Linked DNA regions of Mus musculus: all the other regions are linked to region 3. A link is a loop called in an ENCODE intact Hi-C map of the cell type or tissue named here. Cell type or tissue: left cerebral cortex. All regions are shown on one strand. Region 1 overlaps 1700026D11Rik (RIKEN cDNA 1700026D11 gene). Region 2 has its middle 53 kb from the start of Gm46766. Region 3 overlaps Prokr2 (prokineticin receptor 2).

Region 1 (8,000 bases), 130 kb before region 3:
TTGTATTTCCTAAGATTACATTTTTTTCCATATTTCTTCACATTCTAAGTTTTCCTCCCCCAACTCCCCCCAGGTTCTCCCTACTGTTCCACCTCCCTACTCCACACCCTTTGTCTCTTTAAAAAACAAAGAGCCCAAGAAACAAACAAAAAACCAAAAATTGAAACAAACAAAACACCAATAAAACAAACAGAAAAACAAAAACAACAAAAACCACCTCCAAAGCCCAAACCTAGCAAAATGAGTTAAAAGAAAAAGCTTCTCCGAAAACACCGTTGAGTTGGTTTTGTGTTGGCCAACTACGCTTGGCATGGGGCCCACCTGGGTGCACTCAGTGATGCTCCACTGGAGAAAACTAATTTTTCCTTTGCAAGTAGATATCAATTGCAGGTAGTTTCTTGGTTAGTGGTGGGAACCTGTGTCCACTTCTGCCACTCAGTACTGGCACCCTGTCTGGCTTGGACCTGTGTAGGCTCAGTTTGTACTGCCACAGTCTCTCTGAGTTCATAGGTGTGCAGTCCTGCTGTGTCTGAAAACCACTGTTTCTTGGTGTCCTCCGTCCTTTCTGGCTCTTATCTTTCTATCTTCTCTTCCACAAAGAACCCCGAGCCTTAAAGGAAGGGGTTTGATGAAGACATCCTATTTAGGCTTGGGCACTCCAGTCTCTCACTCCCTACACGTTGTCCAGTTTTGGGTCTCCATGTTAGGTTCTATCTACTGCAAGAAGCAGCTTCTATGAAGGTGGCTGAGTGAGGAGAGTGATCTGTGGTTGTAACAGGATGATATTAGGAGTCGTTTTGACTGCGATGTTCCTTTAACAGAAATACCAGAACCACGATCTATCCATCTCAGGTTCTTGGCCACTCTAGTAGTGTCAGACATGGGCTCCATCTTCTTGAGTGGGCTTTAAATCCAATCAGAGTGGCTGGTTAGCCTCACAATTAGTGGTTGGATAGTTTCCTGTTGCACTAAGACTATCTTTTAGGTAGGTCACTGTGTAGGTTTGTAGTTGGGTCAGTGGATATCATTCTCCTCTGACAATGTTCAAAGTACCAGTGCCACGAACCCTAGTCAGTAGAAAGTGAAGCCTCTACTTGGGGACCAGCTTGGCGTTTTTTGTGTTTGATGAGGTATGTGTTGTCTTCAGCAATACATCTCATGGTAAGTTTGTGAGGAGTAACTAACAGCCTTGACAATAGCTTGAGTTGTTTGGGAGGCTCTATGAGGTCCCCTTAGTCAACAACTCAACTACATGTAACCGATTCCTGACACTGGATATTTCACCTGGTGACATAAGATGTCTTGATGGAGCATTGTCTACCCCATTAATTATACAAAGTACAGTCGTCAAATCAATATAGGAGGCTGGGTTTGTAGCTCAGTTGGTAAAGTGATACTTAGCATATCTGAGGCCCTGGGTTTGACCCCAGCACCACCAAAAATGAATGTGATGGCACATGCCTCTAGCCTCAGGCCAGCTGCATACCTGGGGCAGCTTCAGCAGAGAGGGACCAAGCATCCCATGTTAGAGCTTCCCTGGAGATAAGCAGCCCCAGGGGACCAGCAGCAATGCTGCCTTTCAGAGAAGAGGAGAATGCTCAACCTGATTTAGGAGAACAGGAAGCTCATATAGAGCTTGAACGCCACCTGTGGGTGGTAGCATGGGCCACTGTTGGTCATTGATCACTCCTCCCCAAACTCAATTTTATGAGTCACAGTCATGTTCACAGCAGAGTTTCTGACTGCATCTTATATGAAATCAAGAGAAACCATCTTTTTGTGGGAGCCAACATATCTGTATGGCAGAAATATACTTCACACAAAACAGCTCCAAATGGCCTGGTTGTTTACCGTGGAACAACTGTAGCAAAGGACGAAACAAAAAGAAAGCTCGTGTGGATTTTGAGCCTTTCAAACCAATGAGTACATCACTGCGTGTAGCAGATGCCAGAGAGGCTCATGTGACCCAGCTTTCAGGGACAGCTCGTTGGCTTTGTGTAGTAGGTGGCAGTGCTGTTCTTTGCCACAATCCAAGGAAACACAAGGCAAGCCAAGCCCTGCATGAATTCTCTGACAGCCTGGAGGCGGAGGAAGCAGGAAGTGAAATTTAAGTTTCCTATTAGCTCACCCTTGAACACTAAACAGCAGCGAGCGGGCAAACGAAAGCAGTCTGAGATGTTTGATTTGAGGTGACCAAGACTTTTAGAATCAATTGATAGAGTCTATGGTGAGGGAAATGGATTCCCAAGACGCTGTCTACCTTGTTCCCCTTCAACATTCAGTCACTCAAGAGAAGACATTAAAAGGGTGATAGTTGTATGAAATCAGCCAGACATGGGCAGGTACTGCTTTGATGTCACAATTGCATCACAGGCTTTAGGAATTGGGGTTTTTTTTTTTTTTGTTGTTGTTGTTTTTTGTTTTGTTTTGTTTTGTTTTTTTTAAGAATTACTTATTGGGCTGAAGAGATGGCTCAGCGGTTAAGAGCACCAACCTCTTCCAGAGGTCCTGAGTTCAAGTCCCAGCAACTCCCAGTGTACTCATATAAATAAAATAAATAAATCTTAAAAAAAAACTTGTTTATTTTATGTGAGTACACTGTCTCTGTCTTCAGACACACCAGAAGAGTGCCTTACAATCTGAACATTTTCAGAACTTAACCCATGAACGTTGGATACTGAAAAACAAAACTAAGTCAGCCCCAACCCTATGGCTTCACTCTGTGCTCTTAACCACTGAGCTGTCTCCCCAGCTCCATACAAAACTTTTTTTATCTTTTTTCTTTTTTTTGAGACAGGATCTCACTATGTAGCTCTGGCTATCTTGTAATTCACTACCTAGATCAGGCTGGCCTCAAACTCACAGATATCTGTCTGTCTCTTCTTTCAGTTCTGGGATTAAAGGAGTATGTCACCACGCCCAGCCCTGCAAAAAATCTGCTATTAACATTTTAAAGTCAGTAGAAGTGGGCAACCAGGCTGGATCAGTGGTTAAGAGCACTTGCTGCTCTCACAGAGAACCCTGATTCAATTCCTAGTGCCCATGTGGTGGCTCAATGCCATCAATAATTCCTGTTCCAGGGATACAATGCCCTCTTCTGATCTCCACAGTCACTAAGCACACATGGGGTGCATATACCCATATGCAGCTCAAACACACAAGAAATAAACCTAATTTTTAAAAAGTTAACAGAAGTGAGGTCGTGTGGGCATGTTTCTTATTTTGATCACGTGAAAATTGAGAATTGCCACTTACCTGGCATTCTCTGCTTACACTGTGTAGGAAGAGATACGGTAGATGCCGGAGCCCGCTCTCTCTTGGCTTCTGTTTAACGGTGAAAGTGTGAGCTGGTCAGAGGCAATTTCAGCATCCCTCCCTCATGCTCCCCGACCCTAGACGGTCAGTTAAAAAGATGTAGATGCAGGAACTGACTGTGTGGAAGCAGGGGCTCATCTGAACTCAGCGTTTGGAAGCCCTTTGTATTGCTAACTAAGTTTGCTAAGAGCCTTTATGGTCTCAACCTACTAGAAACAGATGTGGGTCAACCATGCCACTGCTCTGGTTGGGAGAAATAAAACATGCCATTTAAATAGGAGAGAAAGGGGTTTTAATTTTAAAGATTGTTTTATTTTACTTATTGTCAAGTCTATCATGGGTGAGAGGAAGTGATTATGTTTCCTTCTGTTAGATGAATATTTTAGTTTTTTTAAAAATAAACTGCAGGAGTTTTCGTGGGATGACTGCCATGGCTGTTTCAAAATTGGAACTTACAAGCACCTCTCAGATGAGAGAGTGTGGGGGTGAGGGAGGGAAGGTGGGAAGGGCAGGGGTGGGAACAGATGGGACGAGGCTTTCAGCACCTTGTTGGATCCCAAGGCTGGCCTGAAAACCAGAATCTTCTGACTCACAGATGGGCTGAGTTGGAGCACAAGGCCGTGGTGCGCTCAAGGTGGCGACTGTAAAAAGGGAACGCCCAGTGATAGCAACAGGAAAAAAAGCATATCAAATGGACGGCTTGAAAGGCCACTGGTGGCTCCCCTGGGCTGGCCAGGCTGGAGGTGCACAGCTGGTTTTCAAGTCGCTCAGTCTGCAGTCGCTTGATTTCACTGACTGGACTCCGTCGCCTGCAGCTTCACCTGAAGAGCTCCTTGTCCCCAAGTCACAGACATGCCTATCATCATCAGTCCCGTTTCTTGGAATGAAAGGAATGTGCCTTAAACGGAAAGTTTCCACTTCTCTCGCTGTACGCATTCTCGAGAGCAAACCCATCCGCCTAGCAGTTCCTTGGGGGTTTGCGGTTGTGCTGGTCTGACGCGTCAGGACAAGACAGAGGTCTGGGATGAAAACGCATGCAAGTGAAGAGGCTTGTTTCCTTGGAGGCCTTTGGGTTTGCAGATCCTTTTGTAGCTTCTCTTTTTATAATAAAAATTCTTATTGGCTATGATGTGTGTGTGCCCAAGCACAAAGGTCAGAGGACAGTTTTGTGGAGTCGGTTCTCCGCTCCCACCTTTATGTGAGATGAAACCCAGGCTGTCCGGCCTGTGCTGCAGGTGCGTTACCCACTGAGCCACTCGTCGGTCCCTATTTATTTCCACCATTTCAGCTTGTGTGTGGGGTCCAATCTTTTCATGTCTTTAATCCATGTGTCTCCTTGGTGATGTTGCATGAAATGTTGGTATGACTCCGCATGTACTAATATGTATTGCACCTACACATACAGACACATAAATAAGAGATGGTGAAAACTTTAGCTCTGCATTCTTGACATGTCTGCTGAGATCCTCAGCAGTGAGATCTAGGTGTTATGGTGTGCAGAAATGGAAAAGAGCGTCAGGCCATGCTTAACAAAATAACATGCAAGGAAAAGCAAAATGGGATGCTGCTGTGTGCCCATTTAGGGCGAGCAATGACCAAGGGACAGTGAAACTCATGTATTGCTAATGGGGATGTAAATTGGCGTGTTTTAGCTCTTAGAATGGCTTTGAACTCATGGTCTTCCTTGTTCTGCCTCCTGAGTGCTGGGATTACAGTAAGGAGCAGGTACTTTATAAAACCTTGGGCAGTTCTCCAAAAGAGTAAATGCAGGATTACATTTTGACCCCAAAATTACAGTCCCAGAGATGCTCAAGAGAAACGCAGACACATACCAGTAGGAACCTTCACACCAACTGTTCAGAGCAGATTCATTCACGGCAAAACATGCTCATCAGCTGATAAATGACTAAGTTCTCAGACACAGAGACAGCAGAACGTTTTGCGTGGATAAAGGAATGCTGTTTTGATGCATGATTCAACAAGGTCAAAGAAAGAAAACCTTTAAGGTGAAAACCCAGTCACAGAAGCCTACGTCACTCTCTCTGTGGGTAATGTTAAAACTGGCAAACCTATAGAACAAAGCAGATCAGTTGCCTAATCCTCAGAGGGTCATGGGGAACAGAGAGTAATGGTTAATGGGTACTGTCACGTCACGTCACATCACGTCATGAAACTTGTCCTCATCCTCAATCCCCAAAGGAGCGAGCCTTCCCCGCAAAGCCCTAAATGGACAAGGTTACAGGCAGGACAAGTTGCCACAATTATGTCATGTATTAACTAGGCCCATTGCTCTTCCAGATGTCCCTTATCTTGGAATTTCCTTGTCACTTTCCAAACACCTACCTCAGCCATAAACATAAGAAAACACAGTATCCCTTGGTCTAGGTAGGTGATTCTGGCTGATCTCAGGTCCTAATTCCATGGCACCACCATTTCCCTCCTTCACAAGGGACCCTGAAAGAACAGGAGATACTTGCCTCAGCAGGGCTGGGACCTTTACTTCAGACCACATTGACCCAGTTGTCATACTTCTTTACAGGGTCTCACCATGTAACCCTATACTACATGGGTCACCCTGGCCTTGAACTCCTAGAAATCTACCTGCTAGGATTAAAGGTGTGTTTTACATATAAAGGATGTTCAAATAAATCTCTTTTTTTTCCCAATGAAAGACAATCTACTTGGTTTCTCTCTCTCTCTTTTAAGATTTATTTGCTGGAAACAAAGGTTGCCCACTCCGGTCGGCCCCACTCACTCTGGCCTAAAGATTTATTCATTATTAAATCTAAGTATACTGTAGCTGTCTTCACACACACCAGAAGAGGGCGTCAGATCTCATTAAGGATGGTTGTGAGCCACCATGTGGTTTCTGGGATTTAAACTCAGGACCTTCAGAAGAGCAGTCAGTGCTCTTAACCGCTGAGCCATCTCTCCAGCCTCTTGGTCTCTCTCTTGAATCCCATTTTTACCAAAAACCTTCCAGGTTTTAATTTGAGTAATGAAAATATTCTAAAATTGGTGTTAGAGAGCTATTGCAATGTTAGCTCAATCAACTGAAAATACTAGATTAATGTCTCATTATATAACAGTGAAATGTCCTTCAAGTGTACTTAGTTAAAATAAAAGTATTCTTGGAAAGATGTCACACAAATCACCTTTCTATTTCCAAAGTTTGGGTAATTAATTGTACTAGGTAGTTATACAGTCTATGGCAATTCTTGCATATGTGCTAAGGAGGATAGTCACACGATTCTGTCAAAACAATATTCTCTTAATTAGCAAAACCTAAAACCATGTGTTTGTTGAGAGAAAGGAGAATTATATTGTAGTGTAGTGATATCAGTATAATATTATATGTTGTGTCTGGCTGCCCTTCTAGAGGACCAGAATTTGATTCCCAGCACCCACACAGTGGCTCAAAACCATTTGTAACTCCAGTTTCAGAGGATCTAACTCCTGGCCTCCACAGATGACACTGCAGGCCTGGGGTGCACAGACATATTCAAGACACAACAGCTAAACACATAAACATAATTTTTAAAAACCTTATGTTGATGAAAATGAATAAACTTACATATAATTTGTCCTTAGCTAGGTTATATGACTTCCTTTGCCCCATGTGATTTGTGGACATGACAAAGGAGGAGAAGGAGGAAGAAGAGGAAGAGAAGGAGGAGGAGGAGGAACAACAGCTTAATATGATTGCATGCTAGGTCTGATACCTCTTTGTATCTCCCTTTGCCACTCAAAAACTACATATTTGGTATCCATGGATACAGAGATATCAGAGGCCGGCGGAACACTCTTGTGGAGTCTGGATTCTGGGCACAAGGGTATCCCATCCCCACTAGCCTTCACTCACACTGTGAAATGAACAAATACTTACTTCACAGCCCATAGAGTCTTGAGATACTTCAGTGTGTCTCATTAAGCAAAGAAATGCCAAGTCATCCACAGGGAACTTTCAAGGATGTGCAGAAGTGGTCAATGAATTCTCTCAGTATATCTCAGTGTGTAGTAGAACATAAAGAAAAGCAAATGACTTGCCAGCACTAACTTCAGGGTAATAGTTGCCTAGGTGTGAAGAAGGGACACAAAGACCCTGGAGACTAATGACAGCACTTCATTTCCTAAGCCAGTGTATGAGCACACTGTTCATTATTTTGCTGGCACTTGCTCTAACTTTTGTGCTATTCTAGCTTGGATCTGTGGTTTTCTGCAAAGGCCTACATGGTAAAGGCTAGAAAATAGTAGGTGTGGTAGAATATAAAAACATATATATGTATACACATACACACATATATATGCATATATGTGTGTGTGTATATTTATACATTATCTTTTTAGTAGTGCTTTGGGAATTTTGTAGAAGGTTTTGATTATATTCACTCCGACTCTTCTTAGCTCCACCCTCTTCCTTAATTACCCAAATGTATGCCCTTCCCCAACCCAAACCCTTCAAGACCAATTTCTGCTGCTCCAAATATCCCTGAATCTGCAGTCTTCCACTGGACAGTGGTTGACTTACCGAGTGTTACACTCTAGAAAAACCTAACTTTCTTTACCAGCTAATTGTCAATCTATTCACAGCTACGGAGGGGCTGTGTGCCTAGCTCCCCACTCCCCACTGGCTCTAGGCTGACTTGGGCTTGCACAGGTCTTGTGTGTTATCATTAACTATTGAG
Region 2 (8,000 bases), 59 kb after region 3:
AAAGGCCAAGTGCTCCACAGAGGCCAAAGGAGCAAAAGGTTACATACCCAGCGCTTTGCTGGAGGCAGTGGCTTTGGCTTTTGAGTATTTGAGACAGTCTTACTCTGTAGCCCAGGCTGGCCCAGAACTCAGCATCATCAGGCTAGCCTAGCACTCAGCATGCTCCTGCTTTCTCAGTCTCTTAAGCACGGTGACTACAGGTAGAAGCCACCACCCACAGCTGGCCAGCTTTATGAAATTGACATATAGCTAGTGTTTATGGAAACTTACTGGGTGCCAGAAGTTAGATGAGCTTTGTACACGCAGAAGTGTGTTTAATCCCTATAACTTCATGGAGTAGTGCTATGCTTTGAACGTGGAGTGTCCCCCAAAGGCTTGTACTTTGAGTGCCTTGTCCCTAACTGGTGGCACTATTTAGAAAGATCAGGTAACTTTTGGGCCATGGTCTGTCCATGCTGGGCATGGGAATGGGCCTTTGAGGGTTATGTCCCACACCTACTTCTGGTCCCAGTCTCTGCCTCCTGACCTAACAAGACATGAGGTACTGCTGCCTCCTGTCTTGTCACATCAGAGAGCAAATGGCTATACTGTGGCTGCCATGTCTTCCGTACCAGGGATGGATCCCTTAAAGCTATGAACCCAAATAAACCCCTCCTTCCTTACACCGCCTTTGTGGGGTATTTGGTCACAGCAACAGGAGATGTAAGTAACACACATGAGCACCTGAGTGCTCACTATCCAGTGGTTCTCAACCTGTGGGTCGCGACCCCCTTAGTCCCTGTATATCAGATACTGACATTATGATTTATAACAGTAGCAAAAATGACAGTTATGAAGTACCAGTGAAGTAATTTTCTTGTTGGGGGTCACCACAGCATGAGTGTCTGAGGGTTTCTATTGCTGAGAAGAGACACCATGACCAAGGCAACTCTTTTTTTTTTTTTCATTTTTTATTAGGTATTCAGCTCATTTACATTTCCAATGCTATACCAAAAGTCCCCCATACCCACCCACCCCCACTCCCCTACCCACCCTCTCCCCCTTTTTGGCCCTGGCGTTCCCCTGTACTGGGGCATATAAAGTTTGCAAGTCCAATGGGCCTCTCTTTGCAGTGATGGCCAACTAGGCCATCTTTTGATACATATGCAGCTAGAGACAAGAGCTCCAGGGTACTGCTTAGTTCATATTGTTGTTCCACCTATAGGGTTGCAGTTCCCTTTAGTTCCTTGGGTGCTTTCTCTAGTTCCTCCATTGGGGGCCCTGTGGTCCATTCAATAGCTGACTGTGAGCATCCACTTCTGTGTTTGCTAGGCCCCGGCATAGTCTCACAAGAGACAGCTATATCTGGGTCCTTTCAGCAAAATCTTGCTAGTGTATGCAATGGTGTCAGCGTTTGGAAGCTGATCATGGGATGGATCTCTGGATATGGCAATCATTAGATGGTCCATCCTTTCGTCACACTTCCAAATTTTGTCTCTGTAACTCCTTCCATGGGTGTTTTGTTTCCTATTCTAAGAAGGGGCAAAGTGTCCACACTTTGGTCTTCGTTCTCTTGAGTTTAATGTGTTTAGCAAATTGTATCTTATATCTTGGGTATCCTAAGTTTCTGGGCTAATATCCACTTATCAGTGAGTACATATTGTGAGAGTTCCTTTGTGATTGGGTTACCTCACTCAGGATGATGCCCTCCAGGTCCATCCATTTGCCTAGGAATTTCATAAATTCATTCTTTTAAATAGCTGAGTAGTACTCCATTGTGTAAATGTACCACATTTTCTGTATCCATTCCTCTGTTGAGGGGCATCTGGGTTCTTTCCAGCTTCTGGCTATTATAAATAAGGCTGCTATGAACATACTGGAGCATGTGTCCTTCTTACCGGTTGGGGCATCTTCTGGATATATGCCCAGAAGAGGTATTGCTGGATCTTCCAGTAGTACTATGTCCAATTTTCTGAGGAACCACCAGACTGATTTCCAGAGTGGTTGTACAAGCTTGCAATCCCACCAACAATGGAGGAGTGTTCCTCTTTCTCCACATCCTCGCCAGCATCTGCTGTCACCTGAATTTTTCATCTTAGCCATTCTGACTGGTGTGAGGTGGAATCTCAGGGTTGTTTTGATTTGCATTTCCCTGATGACTAAGGATGTTGAACATTTTTTCAGGTGCTTCTCTGCCATTCGGTATTCCTCAGGTGAGAAACCTTTTTCAGTTCTGAGCCCCATTTTTAATGGGGTTATTTGATTTTATGGAGTCTACCTTCTTGAGTTCTTTATATATATTGGATATTAGTCCCCTGTCCGATTTGGGATAGGTAAAGATCCTTTCCCAATCTGTTGGTGGTCTTTTTATCTTATTGACGGTGTCTTTTGCCTTGCAGAAGCTTTGCAATTTTATGAGGTCCCATTTATCGATTCTCGATCTTACAGCACAAGCCATTGCTGTTCTATTCAGGAATTTTTCCCCTGTACCCATATCTTCGAGGCTTTTCCCTACTTTCTCCTCTATAAATTTCAGTTTCTCTGGTTTTATGTGGAGTTCCTTAATCCACTTAGATTTGACCTTAGTACAAGGAGATAGGAATGGATCAATTCGCAATCTTCTACATGATAACAGCCAGTTGTGCCAGCACCATTTGTTGAAAATGCTGTCTTTTTTCCACTGGATGGTTTTAGCTCCCTTGTCAAAGATCAAGTGACCATAGGTGTGTGGGTTCATCTCTGGGTCTTCAATTCTGTTCCATTGGTCTACTTGTCTGTCGCTATACCAGTACCATGCAGTTTTTATCACAATTGCTCTGTAGTACAGTTTTAGGTCGGGCATGGTGATTCCACCAGAGGTTCTTTTATCCTTGAGAAGAGTTTTTGCTATCCTAGGTTTTTTGTTATTCCAGATGAATCTGCCGATTGCCCTTTCTAATTCGTTGAAGAATTGAGTTGGAATTTTGATGGGGATTGCATTGAATCTGTAGATTGCTTTTGGCAAGATAGCCATTTTTACTATATTGATCCTGCCGATCCATGAGCATGGAGATCTTTCCATCTTCTGAGATCTTCTTTAATTTCTTTCTTCAGAGACATGAAGTTCTTGTCATACAGATCTTTCACTTCCTTAGTTAGACAAAAGCAAACATTTAACTGGGGCTGGCTTACAGTCTCAGAAGTTTAGTTCACTATCATCATGGTAGGAAGCATGGCAGCATGCAGGCAAACTTGGTGCTGGAGGAGCTGAGAGTTCTACATCTTCATCAGAAGGCAGTAGAAGAGACTGTCTTCCTCAGGCAGCCAGGGGAGACTCTGTTGTGCACTGGGTGTAGCTTGAACTTATTTATGAGACCTCAAAGACTGTCTATACTGTGACACACTTCCACCAGCAAGGCCACACCCACTCCAACAAGGCCACACCTTTTTTTTTTTTTTTTTTTTTTTTTTGAGACAGATTTCTCTGTATAAACCCTGGCTGTCCTGGAACTCACTCTGTAGACCAGGCTGGTCTTGAACTCAGAAATCTGCCTGCCTTTGCCTCCTAAGTGCTAGGATTAAAGTCGTGTGCCACCACTGCCTGGCTAAGGCCATACCTCTCTTTTTTTTAATTTTTATTTTATATATATATATATATATATATATATATATATATGACGAATAAACTGTAGCCATCTTTAGACACACCAGAAGAGGGCATCAGATCCCTTTACAGATGGTTGTGAGCCACCATGTAGTTGCTGGGAATTGAATTCAGGACCTCTGGAAGAACAGTCAGTGCTCTTAACCGCTGAGCCATCTCTCCAGCCCAAGGCCATACCTCTTAATAGTGCCAATCTCTTGGCCAAATATTGAAACACATGAATCTATGGATCCAAACCTCTTCAAACCACCACAATGAGGAACTGTATTACAGGGTCACAGCAGTAGGGAGGTTGAGAGCCTCTGCATTATACCATGAGGAAATATAACTAATGCAGGTAGACACTGCATTACTCATTTTACACTGAAGAAGGGGTAGCACAGACAGGGCTAGTAACCTGCCCAGTGCCACACAGCCAGTCAGCAATCCCCCAACTGAAACAGAAAGGACAAGCCATTCCACCTCTACAGGTGTGCAAGGAGATCTGTGAGGGAGGCCCAGCACTGGCTGGGAATCGGAACAAGGCCATGAGATGTTCAGGTGGCATCCTAATGCGCCCTAGGCTGCCTGAGCTAAGTCAGCTCTGGTAGTTATAGCCTGCCCTCCTCTCTGTTCCCGAGACAAAACATTCCTTCTGGGTGCAAACAGTTGCAATACAGCACCAATTTCCCTGGAATACTGAGGCCAGTTCTTTCTTTTGCATAGAAAGGCATTCACTCCTCAGACCACGCTGATCCCATGACAAACAGAAGCTTCTGGCCAGTGACTATCGGCTGCTAGCAACTGGAGCAGGGCTTTGCATATTTTCTCAGCTACCTCTGCTTCATGCAGAGGAGGCTAAGTGGTTGAGCAGTCTCATCAACGCAGAAGAAAACAGTGAGGTTGGGCCTGGATCTTACTCAACTGTGTCCTGAGCTGGAGCGCTTGAGCCTGACTCCTGGTTCACTGCTGCCCTCTCCTGGGCTTTTGGCAGCACTGCCTGACTGCAAAGAGTACTGCAGTTTTGATTTGGTTGGCTGGTTTGGAGTTTATTGTTATTACTGTTATGGTTTTTTTTAGATACTCACATCATTTCCCCTTCCCTTTTCTCACTCCAAACCCTCCCGTATACCACCTCTTGCTCTCTTTCAAATGTGTGGTCTTTTTTTTTTTTTCATTAATTGCTGTAACACTCATGCATGCATATAGGAACTGAGTTTTACTCAGGCCTCTCAAACTGCAGAGACCAGGGACAGCATTTCCATCAAATGGAAGATGGGGCAGGCAGAGGCAGAAGGGAGGCATTTCTTGTTCTCCAATCTACTACAGGGCCTCTCAAAATTGCACATATTATAAAATTGTACATGTGTATAAAAATCGTATAGGAAATGAGAATGTAGCTCAGAGATAGACGACCTGGCATGTACCCCCAGGCCATTCTCCTTTACAAATAGTCAGGATTAAAGGTGGCCACTTCTCAAGAATTCTTCTGTGTATCGAGGACTCCATACAAAACAAAACACTTCTTTTATTGCTATAAACACTCATCTATCCACTAACCAAATTCAATCGTGTAACCCGACTTCTCACCCCAGCAGGTCCCTCTGGTTCTCTCTACTTGGCTTTCTGGGTGTCTTCTTACTTTGGAGAATCAGATACCTTTTTAGGTAAGAACGTAGGCAGGCAGGCAGGCAGATGGATAATGTATGATAGGTAAGAGGGTACACAGATGATAGGTAGGTTAAGTAGGCACGTACATAGATAAATAATAATTAGATAGATAGGTCGGACAATAGATAGATAAATAGATGATAGGTAGGTGGATAGGTAGATGATAGGTAAGTAGGTAGATAAATAACTGATATGTAGTTGGGTGGATACATACATGCTTACATACATACATACATACATACATACATACTAGATGACGGACAGTGTGGTGATCTGAATGAGAACCACCCACCATGGACTCGGATGTTTGAACACTCGGTCCCCGGTTAGTACGGTTTAGGTGTGGCCCTAGTGGAGGAAGTCTGTCACTACGGTGGGCTAAAAGGTTTCAAAGCCACACACCATTACCAATTCCCTGTCTCTGCCTTGTGCTTGTGAGCCATTAGCTTCTGCTCCAGCCACCATGGCTGCCGCCTGCTGCCGCCCCTCCATCCTGGACTCTTTCTTACCCCTCTGCAACTGTAAGCCCAAATGAATTCTTCATCTACAAGTTGCTGTTCTCATGGTGTCTTATCATAACAAACAGAAAAGTGACTGATACAGATAAATCAGATGGGCAGGTAGCTAGATAGACAGACAGCTTGTGCTGAGTACAGGTGACCATTTGACAGGCAGCACACAGACATGCTGAAGTCCCTCCCTTTGTCACACTGTGAAAGGTCTGCACCTGTGGGGTGAGTGATTCCTTGACAGCCATTCATGGTTTTTTTTTCCCCCTCTTTCTACTTAAATAATTGGGCAAGATTTAATATTTAAACAAAACCTTTAGTGTCGATGACATAAAAAGACCCAACCTCAAACCCTTGACATTACTTGTAAACAAGCTAATAATAGATCTTTAAATGGAAAAATAAACACCTTCTGTGGAAGCGTCTAAGTGCTGGATATACGCCATCTGAAGACACTCTGCCTTAAGCTTAGTAGGACCAATTTGTATAGTCTGTGACTTTAAAGAAATCTGTATGATTAAAAAAAGTTTTAGAACAACACAAAATTATGAATGAACTAAAGATGGTGGCAGTGTTAGGAAGGAAAGGGAGAGGACAGCTTTCCAGAAAAAAGGCGTCCACGTCCAAATGACCTCTCCAGGAACTGTGGGGCGGCCTCTGAGAGGAGAGCCCCCAATCAAGGCTCCGATGCAGCCTGGTAATGAAGCAGAAAAAGTACAAAAGAAACATTCTTTTTCTTTTTTAAGATTTATTTATTATTATATCCAAGTATATTGTTGCTGTCCTCAGACGCACCAGAAGAGGGCATCAGATCTCATTACGGATGGTTGTGAGCCACCGTGTGGTTGCTGGGAATTGAACTCAGGACCTTTGGAAGAGCAGTCAGTGCTCTCACCTGCTGAGCCATCTCGCCAGCCTGAAACATTTCTATAGGAAACTGGATGTTTAACATTCCATGACCTTTAGAGACAGGGTGTCCCACTCAGCCAGGAACCACCTCAGACTCATCATCCTCTGCTCCTCACCCCCCCCCCCAGGTGTCTTGACTACCAGCAAGCACCACACTTAACCTTAATGCTTTTTCAGACACCATCTGCTTTCCTGTGCTTGTGCCAAGAGAACCCCTCTCTGCCCTATGCCATCCCCTCTGTTCTATGACCCCCCTCTGTCCTATGGCCCCCTCTCTGTCCTATGCCCCCTGTCCTATGGCCCCCTCTATCCTATGCCTCCCCTCCCATCTTATGCTCCTGTCCTATGGACCCCTCTCTGTCCTATGCCCCCTGTCCTATGGCCCCCTCTGTCCTATGCCTCCCCTCCCATCTTATGCTCCTCTGTCCTATGGACCCCTCTCTGTCCTATGCCCCCTGTCCTATGGCCCCCTCTGTCCTATGGCCCCCTCTCCGTCCAACGCCCCCTCTCTGTCCTATCGACCCCCTCTCGGTCTTACGCCCCTCTGTCCTATACCCCCTCTTTATCCTATGCCCGCCTCTGTCCTATGCCCCCCTCACTGTCCTATGACCCCTCTGCATCCTATGTCCCTCTGTCCTATGCCCCCCTCACTGTCCTATGACCCCTCTGCCTCCTATGTCCCTCTGTCCTATGCCCCCTCTGCATCCTATGCCCCCCTCTCTTCTTATGCTCTCTCTCTGTCCTATTCCCCCTCTCTGTCCTGTGGCTCCCCTCTTTCTCCCTGGGAGAGCACCTGGCATCCACAGAGCTCCTGCTTGGGTCCTCTGCATAGTGACCACCATGGTAAACCATGGCAGCCTTGGTGAGGGAACCCTTGAATGTACAGGAGGGCACAGCTGCCTCTTAGCAAGCATAGCCCCATGCACAGCCCCTCTAATGCACTTGCATACATGCAACTACAGACAGGATGGGAAACTCCAAAAGGATAAACATATATCTAGACAAAGGCCAGCACAGCAGTAGGGGGACTCGGGGAACAGTCTGTCTTCTGAAAAATAAAGAAGAGAAATTTGGGGCAAAGGAAGGCCAGGAGGCTAAAGGAGAGACAGGAGACGGGTGAGAAACATTCTCGACACTTAATTCTGCAAGAAAAATCAAGTCTGAGGTACAGGAAGGAGTTGGCAGAGGTACCAGAGATGGGCATCACTCTATACCAGGGGCCCCCACTGGCCTGAAGAGCATCACTACACCAGAAGGGTCACATCAGAGCATCCTGGGGATGTCCCAGCAGGGGGTTGGGGGGGGGCAGC
Region 3 (8,000 bases):
GCTTGCTGAAAGGAGAGTGATTGCTATCCTCACACCTTGTCCCCTGTAAGCTGTGTCTGTGATATCAATCTTGCTGCCTTGTGGTTTGTGATGCTAGCGCTGTTTAGGAAGCAGTCACCTGGCACAGACAGCAGAGGTTCCATTTCACCCCAGCCAACTGTTCCCCATGAAGCCTTCACACCCCACCCGCCATGCCCCCTCACCCTGCTCCCAGTGACCCAAACAGGAAAGTGACCATCATTCTCCGCCTTTCTCCCTGTCCCTCACCCACTGACCCCATCCCTTATGTCCAGCTCTGATTAAACCCAGTACCTGTCCCTTGAGCTTTGCCACTTGGCAACTCATGATGGACACTCTGGTGCTCTGTTGACCTGTCTCTTGCTCCCCAGGGGCTTCTAACTGCACCCTAAAACCCATGCTTAGCCATACGAAGCATCTGAGAATCACTATTGCTGGCTTTTCCTAAGATATTCCTTTGCTTATGAAATCTCCAGAAGTCCCAATGTCACTGGATATAAATCCTGAGTCTAGCACTGCCGTCTATGCCAGCATGACCCTCCAATTCATATTGGGTATAAAGATATAGAAGTCCCCATCTGTGTATTTTAAGACAATCATCATATCTCTGGTATTTCTGCCTCTACACTAAGACACCTATGTCTTAGTTTGTGTTTTTCCTTCATATCCTCGGACTTGTGCAGGGATCCATGTGCAGGAAGTACTGAGTGGGAAATGAGAAGTAGGGGACAGGAAATACACTACTAAAGCCTCCGTGGGCAAGTGCTGCTAAGAAATCCTTGGAGTAAGTGTAGATCACAGCTCGGAGTTCTCCCAGGCGCGGGAGGAGGGAGCTGAGTTGTTTGTATATGGCTCTTACAAGTCACTGTAGAGGGCTTCTCGAAAATACTGCACAGGAAGCCACGAGGACTCTGAAAACCAGAGAAAACCCTCAGACAAACAAACAAAGAGGCAGGTATCGTCATGCTAGAGTGCACACACATATGCTGATGCAGCAAAAGAGGAGTGGGGGAGTGTGTACCAAAGTGGTGAGAGCAGAGGGGAATGGGAGAGCATGTGCTGAAATGTAAAGGCAGAGGCCTATAGGGGAGAATATACTCAAGGATAAGAGAAAGGAGGCTGGAGGAGGTATGGCAGCATCTGCCACGACTGCCACAGGTTTGTGGCTATGCTGTCCCCAGGCTATGAAACGTAGAAATACAAGCTGTAGAAGATGTAATTTTTGAACTCAAAAGCTTTTTTTTTTTCATGTAAAAACTAGGAATTATCAAACATTGGGAATAATAAACATATGGTGACTTGTAAATGCTAGTTTTTCAACAGAGGCAAGGGTCTCGCTTATGTAGTCCAGCATGACGTTGAACTCTGGTTCTCCTGCCTTAGGCTGCTGGGCACTGGGAGAACAGGCACACAGCCGTAATCTAGACTTAGCTCCGGCAGGAAGCTTATACCCGCCATGCCTGCTAGAGGAGCTAAATGGAGGGGAAGCTTCATGGGCTTCCTGGAGTGCTCCCAGTGGAGCACATCTGACAAGCACAGAGGAGCTCTTGGGTAGGCGCTGGGGTTCTGTGAGGCTCACAGATTAAAGCAGCACATGGGACCTCGGGCCTTAGAGCAGTGCCCTAATAAGTTTCCCCTCTTGCCATCACTGGGCCCTAAAATATCAGGAAGATGGGTCAGACATCCTACCCTTCCCTGATGGTGCTCATTTTAGAAAATGGGTCTTTCTTACTGGGGCCATCCTGGGTGGTGTTTCCTGGGATCCTATTTTTAGTCATCTCAGATAGAGAAACAATTTAAGTTTCTTGTGAGTTAGAAGAGACTTATTAGCCACTGCCCTCCCCCGACACAGGTCCTCCCCTAAGAATCTCCAAAAGACATGCCAGCTGCCGGTCCCCACCTTGTCAGACTTCTGACCTCCAACACTGCAATATCTCAGTGCTCATCATTTCAAGGGAGGGTGTTTAGTATAAGGGAGCAGCCACCCAGTGGGGCTTAAGCACCAGCCCATGCATAGCCTGGGCTCCTACAGAAGCCCCAGTCTCCCTGTGCATTCCCATCCACTGTTTTTTCAAACATGCCTGCTCTGCCATGCAGAAACTCCAGAAGGGCCACCACATGCTGTCTGTGGAAGCTGAGCCAGAGACTATCCTCCTGCAGAGGAGGTGCTATTTCTAGTTGCAGAGAGCTGAGGTCCATTGACCTCAAAAGCATGCATACACTCTCAAGCAGACAGTTGGCCACAGAGACTTGCAGATGTCTCTCTTGCCAACAAATGACTCATGGGAAACAATCAGCATACGCAAAGTACTATAGCCCCGTCATACATTATGGATGTTTACCTTCTTGGAAGCTGACACAAATCCTGACAGATTGTCAATTAAGTCATTATTATCCCCACTTCACAGATGCAGAGACTGAGTCTCTGGAGCCTAAGTTATTTATCCAAGTGTGCAGTCTGGAAACAGACCTGCCCAACACCTTCCAAGTCAGTACTCTTGTCTTTCTGATTTACTTGATGTTAACAATGAATTTTGGAATGTCCTCTGAGTAAGAAAGATGTATTGGATGACAAAGTGTTTGACTGTAAGAGTTAAGGATAGCCAGGCAGATTATCAGTGTGTGTGTGTGTGTGTGTGTGTGTGTGTGTGTGTGTGTGTGTTTAAGGTTAGCCTAATCTACAACAGTTAAGTTCCAGGCCACCCAAGAAAAAGGTGATGAGGGTGGGGATGGGGAATGACAACAAAATTAGCAGAAATGTGAAGTTTTTTGCATTAATTATTGGTATACTATGAGTTATTGATACACTGAGAGTTATTGATACACTGTGAGTTATTGATATACTGTGAGTTATTGATATACTATAAGTTATTGATATACTGTGAGTTATTGATATACTATAAGTTATTGATATACTGTGAGTTATTGGGACACTGTGAGTTATTGATATACTGTGAGTTATTGATATACCATGAGTTGTTGGGATATTTCAGTTATTGATATACTATGAGTCATTAGTACACTGAGTTGTTGATATACTCTGAATTATTGTTATACTGTGAGTTATTGATATACTGTGAGTATTAGTTATTGGTACACTGTGAGTTATTGATACACTGTGAGTTATTAGTGTACTGTGAGTACTAGTTATTGGTACATTGTATTAGTTTTTGGTAAACTGAGTTATTGACATACTGTGAGTTATTGATACACTGTGATGACAGGACCAGATTGAGAGCAGTTTTAAGTCCTGAATTTGTTTTATAGTCTCTAAAGACTTTGGATTTAGTAGAATACACAGAGTAATGAATGCCCATCAAAGATACCTGCACCCAAATCCCCGAAGCCCATGACTGTGCTGCGCTGCATCCTAAGGAGGAGCAAGGTAATCCAAGGAGCTATGGTTGCCAATCATTTAAAATAGAACCAATGAGTGGCAAAGGATCTTACCTGAAGGTGGGCAGAATGTCATAATAGGCCTGTGAGAGAAAGACTCCACTGGCCATTGCTGGCTTTGAAAGAAGGAGAGGTTATGAACCAAGAAATATAGGCAGTTCTCAAAAAATTAGAGATGCAAACAACAACAAAACCCAAACAAAAGCCCCCCCCCATCAGGTTGTCCTTGGAACCCCTAAAAAGTGCCACTTGCTGGCACCCAAGATTACCCAGTGAAACCATGTCAGACTTCTGACCCCCAACACTGTACTGGCACAGTGGTAGCATTGCAAGTATCCCTTTTATTATAAAGGCAACAGGAAACAATTTGTCCAGTTATCACAGAGAGACAGTGACAGTGAGATGTCTTAGTCAAGTGGTGAGGCTGCCCTGCCCATCTGTTCACCTCTCCGGCACTGCTGTGCTCGTCCTCCTAGCCTGGTCACACAGAGAGGTGGAAAGCCCCAGAGGCTTCTGGGTAACGCCCAGCAGGGAGCCCCCATGGCTGGGATGAGTCCAGCTTTCTCCCCCATAGCCTGAAGCCTCAAGTATGGAATCCACTGGAGAGACACCAGCAAGCAGGTACAGATGGGACAAGATAACAGAAATACTGCAAGGGACAGAGAACAGTAGCATGGCAGAGGGATTCTAAGTCACGCCATTGTTTTGGAAAGGTGATCAAAGAGTTTGGTTAGAAAAGAAGTCAGACAGTTTTCTACTGGAGGCTTCCCGCTCTTGGCTCAAACAGTTTGTGAACATTAAACATAGCAAGGATGTACTTGCCTGAGTATTTTTCAGTATACTTCCTGCTTTTGGCCCACACACTCATTTCCAGGACAATTTGTCTCTTATCTACCTCTCACGCCTCTTCTCTTCCTCCACCCTCCCCCACCACCCTTCTTGCCTCTCCCACCCCCGACATAATACACAGAAATTATCCCAGGACCCAAATATCTAAATAGCTATCATTCCATCTCTCTGGAAGCAACCCACACAAGTGAGCTCATTTTCCACGAAGGCTTCAGGCTTCATCTGTCTCGAGTAGTATGACTCCTTAAAAAGAACAGGAGTAACGCTTTAAGGTACTCCAAAGAGATGCCTTCGTCACGCACTTTCTCTTCAGTGTGAAATGGCACGGGGAGGTGGATGTGAACGCTTTGTATCAGGAGGCTCCACTCTGTTATCTGCTGGCCATGAACCTGGGCATGTTGCTTATTTCTTACTAGAGTCCTAAATCCCACTTAATCCCACCGCCTCCATAATGCAGGCTGACATCTAGGAGCCGGGGCGGGGCGGAAGAGGAAGCTCGAGCAGTGTCCACACCTCCCTTTGAGCTACACAGCTTTTCTTTCACCTTAAATCATGAGAGATTTGGAATAAGAACTTTAGGAGTACCATGTTTGTGGGCAGGGTGGCAAGATTGAAAACTTAAAAGTATAACAGTATCCTGAACAGATGAGTGTGTGTATCTACTGAAAAATACTCACACAAGTATATCCTTACTATGTTGAATGGTCACAGACTGTTGAGGTTTGGTCTATAGCTATGAAATCTAATGCTAAAATCTGTACCTGAAGGTCTGGGCCTACGAGTGAGTTCTTATATTTACCCGCTTTTATTGTGCAAACCTGTTCCTTAATTGAAAACTACTGGCTAAATAAAAATGGCTACAGACAATTACTGAAGGGGTTAGAGATAGGCAGGTTGAGTTACCTGGTTAGCGGGGGCAGGAGGAGAGAGAGAGAAGGATGCAGGAGGGGGAAGCCACCATGAGAGGAGATGGACCACGTGACCAGGAGAAACAGCAAGTATTTGGGGTACACATACACTGCTGGGGTTGCAGCTGGGTCAGCAGTTAGAAAAGTAGATTAGGGGTTACCATCACCCCAGCCCACCCCCAGCATTGTCAAAGCCAAATAAAATAACCATAGTCTGAGTCTCATTCATTTGTAAGCTAGACAGGGATAGGCTTATACTGGCTGTAGTATAACAAATGTCTTGGGTTGTATTCAGAGAAATAAATCTCAGAGAGAAAGGTAATTCCCTGGTCCCTATGTCAGGCAAGGGAGAACAGCCATTGCTTTAACCCAGAAGCTGTTTCCATTAAATCAGTGCTCTAAAAGCCAAGTGGGGCTGTTAGTGAGCTAATGCTGCTTAAACCTGGGTCGGAGGCAGCTGGGGATTCACTGTGCGGTTCCAGCTCTCCGGGCTGGTTAAAAAGCAATCGTGCTTCGAAATATAACCATCACTGCTGGCTTCCCTCTCCCTTCAGATACCTCGCTATTGTCCACCCTTTGAAACCACGGATGAATTATCAGACCGCTTCCTTCCTGATCGCTTTGGTCTGGATGGTCTCCATCCTCATCGCTGTCCCATCTGCCTACTTCACCACAGAAACCATCCTCGTTATCGTCAAGAATCAAGAAAAAATCTTCTGTGGTCAGATCTGGTCGGTGGACCAGCAGCTCTACTACAAATCCTACTTCCTCTTCGTCTTCGGGCTTGAGTTCGTGGGTCCCGTGGTCACTATGACCCTGTGCTATGCCAGGATCTCCCAAGAGCTCTGGTTCAAGGCTGTACCTGGCTTCCAGACGGAGCAAATCCGCAAGCGGCTGCGTTGCCGCCGCAAGACAGTGCTACTGCTCATGGGCATCCTCACAGCCTACGTGCTGTGCTGGGCGCCGTTCTATGGCTTTACCATAGTGCGAGACTTCTTCCCCACGGTAGTTGTGAAGGAGAAGCACTACCTCACCGCCTTCTACGTCGTGGAGTGCATTGCCATGAGCAACAGCATGATCAATACTATATGCTTCGTGACGGTCAAGAACAACACCATGAAATACTTCAAGAAGATGCTGCGGCTCCACTGGCGGCCCTCTCACTACGGGAGTAAGTCCAGCGCTGACCTCGACCTCAAAACCAGCGGGGTGCCTGCCACTGAAGAGGTGGATTGTATCAGACTAAAGTAGCCTTCAGGTGTTGCCCAAGGAAAAATTTAACATTCGGTACTCAGTAAATCACACACCATCAACCACTCACAAGCTACATGGAAAGATACGGCTGTATTCACGTTCTCCTGCTCTAATGTATCAGGACGCTTCTATGTAATAACATACAGCACAACTGATGTCTGCATAACATCTTAGAAGGCAGACACAAATAGTAACAAGTGATGTGGACTGAATGCTTCTGTCTGCAAACCACACCAACCAATTATTCAAGGACAAGAGCTGACATGTGAGAATTACCTGCTATGTGCAAAAACAAGTTACCCCCCCAAAAAATGATAGAAGCTATTTGGAGTTATTCAGCTCTATCTATCTATCTATCTATCCATCCATCCATCCATCCATCCAGGTCACTAGAAAGAAGTCACAAATGACTAGCCAGAGTCATGCTACATATTCTTTCATTCTGTATCTTTTCTGCACAGAACTGTCAAAGGCAATAGAATAAAGCACCTAGACATACTAGAAATGTAAGGATAACTCCATCAATAGGGAGACCAAGGCCTCATAGGAAGAGGGTCCATATAGTATACTGACTTTCCCCACTCCACACCAGTTATCTCCTTAGATATTCTGTACTTATCTGCAATGATGTAATTTCAAATGAGGAAAAATAAGGGGACAGGCTTTACCACAGATGTATCAAATCTCATCAAGCCCATAGGGCAAAGATGGGAGGCTCCTGACACAAGAAATGTATCCAGTTCTGGATAACTTTAATGCCAAGCATTTCAGGGCTCTGGGGTCTTGGAGGAAGAGGACACAGAAAGAGCCGAGGTTTCCAGTGGCAATGAGTATAATCTGTCCATTTGCTATGATTTGGACAATTTTCTAGAACATACTCCGACTTACAAAAGGAACTCTACTTGAGATCCAAAGATCCGGGTAAAAGTCCTAACCCCAGGACTCATCTCTGTGTGTCTCCACTGTAATGAAATGGAAATAATGAAAACGGATCATTAGGAACATCAGCCCGGCGAAGTCATGGTGTGGATGTGATTTTCACCTCTTCCTTTGTGAAGAATGAGGTCGTGAAAAGCTCATTAGAGGGAGTTTGGAATGGAGAAACAGCTCCACACTTTTCATCCCTCTTCTTTGAATCAGAGACCACTAAACTCATCTTTGAAGTAGCGTATCTATAGTGAGGCATAAAGGTCTCCCTGTCACAGAGTGCAATCAAGAAGATAGAGTCAATGCCCATACCCTCAGCATCCCTGTGGTCTTAGACAGTCTTCCCAACAAAGCACTGGTGGACCCCAGGACTGAATTCACTTGTATTATTATGTCATCTACTGAATACTAGGGTTGATCAGGTTAGCTAGATAGGTATTTTCTTCCTCCTTCACAGCCCCATATGTATCCCTCCCTTAAACTCAGTTACTAAGGAAGACCTTCTTAAACACAGGAGAACCATTATTCTGTCCAGGACACAAATAACCTCTCCAGTAGACACTGTACCCTTCACATGTCAACAGAATTTGCCTCCTTCTTGTATTTAAACATATCATCCTCCTTTCATTTAGATTTAACCAGAAACCA

Evidence for each region. A loop is a pair of places that touch in the nucleus more often than their neighbours do. Peaks named below come from ENCODE experiments on the same cell type or tissue, not always from the same donor. Only the 100,000 strongest peaks of a DNase experiment are listed, where the experiment ranks them.
Region 1: a loop joins it to region 3, with 3.0 times the contacts of the local background. A loop is called at or near these places in 4 of 42 quality-filtered maps.
Region 2: it touches region 3 in a loop (2.2-fold over the local background); 5 of 42 quality-filtered maps call a loop at or near these places.

What each region holds. Positions count from the first base shown.
Region 1 is chr2:132,503,530-132,511,529 of GRCm38, reverse strand. All of the region lies in intron 1 of 1700026D11Rik (RIKEN cDNA 1700026D11 gene), which reads right to left. Among named protein-coding and RNA genes, the nearest start is that of 1700026D11Rik, 17 kb to the right of the region's middle. In left cerebral cortex, no CTCF peak of the experiment used is centred here; DNase peaks (open chromatin) are centred at 1,978, 3,787 and 4,179; H3K27ac peaks cover 776 bases.
Region 2 is chr2:132,312,775-132,320,774 of GRCm38, reverse strand. No RefSeq gene overlaps it. Among named protein-coding and RNA genes, the nearest start is that of Gm46766, 53 kb to the right of the region's middle. In left cerebral cortex, CTCF peaks have their summits at 4,590 (motif pointing left) and 6,547 (motif pointing right); a DNase peak (open chromatin) is centred at 4,555.
Region 3 is chr2:132,371,816-132,379,815 of GRCm38, reverse strand. It overlaps Prokr2 (prokineticin receptor 2), which reads left to right. Exons shown (of 3, transcript NM_144944.3): 3 at 5,726-8,000. The coding sequence ends at 6,422. Among named protein-coding and RNA genes, the nearest start is that of Prokr2, 9.6 kb to the left of the region's middle. In left cerebral cortex, no CTCF peak of the experiment used is centred here; DNase peaks (open chromatin) are centred at 841, 2,208, 4,225 and 4,520.